Linked DNA regions of Homo sapiens: region 1 is linked to region 2. Evidence: chromatin loops called from intact Hi-C (ENCODE). Cell type or tissue: MCF 10A. All regions are shown on one strand.

Region 1 (2,500 bases), 68 kb after region 2:
TACTACCTGCCACCTTAGTTCTAGAAAACTGAAGGAAATAGCGTATACTAAAAAACTGAAAAGAGGCCGTGAAAGGAGAACAAAGTGAAAAAATTAAAAATAAACATGTCAACTTCATATTCTTGCTTGTGCCCTTTAATAGCTGAAGGGCCATGTACTAACAGCTCTGAACTTGAAATTCAGATGCCTCCCTATACAAGTTCAAATCACACCCCCTAGCATTTATCCCTCCCGTAAATAATGTTTCCTTGGTTTCTTTTGCCACGAAACTCCTCAAGGGCAGGATCCATGTATGATACATGTTTGGATCCACACAACCTTTGACACAGTCTGTAGCAGACAATAGGTAATATTTATTAAATAAATCTGCACTTAGGCAGTTTGAAAGTTAGAGGCAGATGTATTTTTTTCATGTAGAAATGCAGCCACTTGGTGGGGAACACTACTGAGCCTTTTCATTCATGATGATGCTTCATTGAGGCATTTATTCCACTGGGGGTGGGAGCACCCCAGGAATGAGGACTTTGCAATTAGAGAAAGAGAAGGGAAGAACTGAGACATCTTGTGGCATTTGATAGTAGGCATACCACATGTGAAAGCAGTTTATAGCTGACTGACATCACAACCAGGAGAGAACAAGTCATGTTAATGAGAACTCTATTGGTTTGTGGTTTTGTGTGTAATTTTTTTTTTTTGGCTTTGTGGTTATCTAGAAGTGAGAAACATTTTTCTACTTAATTATATGTTTTCATAGTTTTGTATATTGAAGTGATTTTGCAATACATTTAAATCAATATTAGGAATCCATAAGAACTGTTTTATTAGGGATCCAGATATTACTCAACTTTGAAAAAAGTTCTCCCAAACTCTGCTCATGAACATGCCTGGGCAGGACTGGAAACAGGTAAGGGTGGAAGGGCACTCCCTGAAAGAGGAACATAAGCAAGGATATCAAGATGGGAAAGCAGGGGAAGTTCTCATACTGTGGCAAGGGAGAAGCATGGGAAATATGGAAATGCAGGGTGGAAGCCAAACCACAGAGGCTCCTGAATTCCATGCTAATGAAGAGAACAATATTCTGTAAATAAACAGAGCTACTGACGACTTCTGGCCAGTTACTGATACCATCAAAGCTGTCATTCTGGAGGACTGATATAGACTGAAGGGTGGGAAGCACATAGGGAGGAAGACCAGGTAGGAGGACATTACAAAAGAATAACTTGTGTAAAAATGGAAAAACGGCGGATGATGGATGGACAATGCAATGCAATAAGGAGTAAATAAGGCTTGGGAAATAACCGGATGTGAAATCACAGAAAAACATGCCAAAATTGAGATGAATTAGCCTACAATAACAAAAGTTCTGTTTATTTACGAAATATTTCAGTCACATAAAAATATCTAGAAAATAAGATAATAAACATCTGTGTGTCCAGCATCCAGCTTGAGAATTAAAACACTGCAGTACCCTGGATGCATCCTCCTGATCCACTTCCCTCTCCGCCTCCTCAGAAGTAACCAGCACTCTGAATTTGATGTTTATCCTCTCCCTGCATTTATTTACAGTTTTCCTTTATGTGTTTGTACCTATAAACATATGGCATAGTTCTGAGGATATTTTAACTTTATACGAATGTGTCATAAAGCATATCACTTTACAAAGTGCATATTTAACTTAGCATTGTTATTGAGATTTATCAAACATTCACTATCTCCGTATAGCACTTCATTTCTATAGTTCTAACATAGTATTTCACTTTCAGTATATACCCTCATTTATTTATTCATTCCTGCTCACATATTTATTCACTCTTGATGATTAATAATTTAGTTCTTTTGAAATTTTGCTATTACTAACAATGTTGTAGTAAATATTTTTCCTGGTACATGTACACCACTTTCTCTGGAATCTATACCTAGGAATGGGATTATCGATTCAAAGGTATGTAACCTTTACTAAGTATTGATAAAGCTTTACCCAAAATTGTTTTACCAATTGATGCTCCCAACCAACAGTACATTAAAGCTGTCAAGTCAACATTTGGTATTGTCCGGTTCTGATGGCATCTCATTGTAATCTGCACTTCCATGAAAACAGGTGGTATATAGATGGTATGCTGTTTGGTCCCACTTTGTTAGGGTATGTAGGTTTTCAATGCTAACGTGAATTAATCAATCTTGTCTATTGTAGTTTCCTTTTTTCTTCTCATTTAACAAATTCTTCTCTACTTTAGTTTGTATATCCTGAAGGCATATAAAATTATGTAAATTTTAAAAATGCCTTGTTAAAACCACTCAAGGAATAGTTACATGGGCCAACAATTTAAGGCTTTCTAAATCCTCTCATTAACATGAAGCAAAACAATCTATCTAGGTGAAAAAATAACAAAATCAAAAAGTACATGGGAAAGCGGGAATATACAAACATGTAAAGTATTACAAGACAGGTTCTGATGAATCTCAAAATGGAGCACATTAACTTCTTTAGAGTATATAGTCC
Region 2 (2,500 bases):
AAATGGGAGGTGGGGAATTTAACTAATAATGCCATTTTAAGAGGAAGTTTAGCAAAGACTTGAATAGGTAGTAGTAGGAATAGAAAGGAAAACAAACAAAAAACAGATTTAAGGCTTTGTAGAACTGTCAGTAAATTGAAATGGAGATTAGGAATCAGAAGAGTTCCACCTAATGCATGCAGGGCTTAAAACTTAGATGACAGGTTGATAGGTGCAGCAAACCACCATGGCACATGTATACATATGTAACCAACCTGCATGTTCAGCACACGTATCCCAGAACTTAAACTAAAAAGTTCCCCATTGAAGGAATAAATGATGATGGTACTTAGTAAGGAAAAATGGCAAAGTCAGGGTGAGAACTGGTGTAAGGAGAGAATGATGATGAATTTAGTTTTGAATATAATGAGTTAAAAAGCAGGCAATGCATTCTCAGAAGGGGATATCAAGAAGGCAATTCCAAATGTGGCATCACATCTCATAGCTTGGAACAGGGAAAATCTGAGCTTCTGGAGTAGCTGAAATTGTAAAAAGAGCATAGAAAAAGAAGAAATGAAGAAACAACAGACTGATACTTAAATTCTAATCCAAAATGTACTTAGCCAATAGGTTTGTAAAATTTTAAAAATTTAAATTTATTAGGATTTATTAACACAATTACACAGAATAAAGTTCAGGATTTCATTAATGATGGTCACCAATATGTGCTTCTTTGTGGCTTTTTAACCCATAATTCTCATGATTCAAATTTATTCATATTATAGTTGAATTTCATACACAGCTTCACAATGTGGATATTACAGGTCCACCAGTAAAATTAATGAAAACATATCTTTCATGAAAGGCACATAAAGAATCTAAACTAACACATTTAAGGAACTTTGATAACTTTGAATTTCTTTACATTACAAAGAAGAAAATCCTCCAAATGAAACAGATATGAATATAGTTTATGGTTACACACACACACACACACACACACACACACACAAATATACTTCAACCCAGTGACAACACGTAACTTGGAAACTACTTACCAGCAACGTGTACTGAAAGACTAACCTTTTCCAAGATGAGTAAAAAAAGGAGGGTGGGGTGGGGAGTGCTGTTTACTTTGCTGAAACAAGGTCAGAGATGACACATCATGAATAATCAAAAGAAAATTATTCTATCAAAGCTCAGTATCTAGCTGATACATAACACTTATTTGAGCACACATATAATCACTGACTTATTAAACACTATTACTCATTTTCTAAGTGTAATCGTCCATTTCATTCTCAGAAATAATAGTATAATTGAAAAAGAAATGATATAATCTCAAGCAAGTGGAGAAATTTGAATTATCTAAGGGAAAAAAGTAATTTTAACATAGTGTGATAATTACATTTGAAATTAGTTATATGTATAAATTTAAATCTTGCATTATATCAGCAATAGAGTATTCAAAGATCCTTCTTGTTATCTTCCCAACAAGGAGCTATCATGTATGCTAGGTACAAGAGACTCCTCAAGGGAAATAAAAGCCTCACCAATCAATGTCTCAAAATTCATTATGTCCACAGGTTTTTTTTTTACCCACAAAAATGCTCTTAGGATCCCTCCAAACTTAGTTATAAACAAAAATGTAGTTATTTAAAGTGAATAAAAATTAAGATGACATCACCTTTGAGGCAATGCATTCATATCAGCCAAATATTAAAATTCAGAGTGAAAACAAGTGAATAAAAACTAAGTGTGTACAATAAGTCTAAGACAGTATATCCTCAGAAATCTGAAATTTTAGTTTTTCAAACCAAATCTAACGTGGAATCTAATGTAAAATTAAATTATTTTATTTTCTTAAAGTAGGAAAAATCAAAATGCATACAATGTTTAAATAGTTGATCCAAAGGCAGGTGTATTCATCTTAAGAACATTTCAATAAAACACATAAAATTTAAAGAACAAATCATGTTATTAAAATAGTCTGTGCAATGTTTGTACAAATAACATTTTTATTAATACAAGTATACATATAATCTAGATAAGGGCTGTAATGTTTCCTAATATTAATTACTGTACTTAAAAATTTACAGGACATGAACATAAATAAAGCTGTTTAAAACTGGCAAACGTAGTAATAGTCTGTCATTCAGTACAAGGTATATTTATGTTATTTCCAAAGCCATCACCCTAAAATCCTAAGTTGCCACTCTTAAAACCTAAAAATAATGTCGAAAACTAAAGTCATAAATACATGTATACATACATTTGCATATTTACACTTATGCAGAAATCATCAATATACTAGAGCCCAGCTTTAACACTGTCCTTCAGTTTCACACTGCAGGACCATCTGTCACATTTAAGAAAGGTCCTTCTGTTACTTTCAGTTAAAAAAACAAAACAGAACAACTTTGGTCAAGTCCCAGATGCATTTGCCTTATATTACATTCTGTGTTGCTGCAAGACTCTAGTCTACAGAGATCCATATATAAGTACTCATTTGGTTTGAAAA

Evidence for each region. Peaks named below come from ENCODE experiments on the same cell type or tissue, not always from the same donor. Only the 100,000 strongest peaks of a DNase experiment are listed, where the experiment ranks them.
Region 1: a loop joins it to region 2, with 3 times the contacts of the local background. A loop is called at or near these places in 3 of 110 quality-filtered maps.

The regions. Positions count from the first base shown.
Region 1 is chr7:80,149,597-80,152,096 of GRCh38, reverse strand. The region is part of intron 1 of GNAI1 (G protein subunit alpha i1); the gene reads right to left. Among named protein-coding and RNA genes, the nearest start is that of GNAI1, 16 kb to the right of the region's middle. In MCF 10A, no CTCF peak of the experiment used is centred here; DNase peaks (open chromatin) are centred at 576 and 1,016.
Region 2 is chr7:80,217,519-80,220,018 of GRCh38, reverse strand. GNAI1 (G protein subunit alpha i1) reads right to left here. Exons shown (of 8, transcript NM_002069.6): 8 at 1-2,500. Among named protein-coding and RNA genes, the nearest start is that of GNAI1, 84 kb to the right of the region's middle. In MCF 10A, no CTCF peak of the experiment used is centred here; a DNase peak (open chromatin) is centred at 1,088.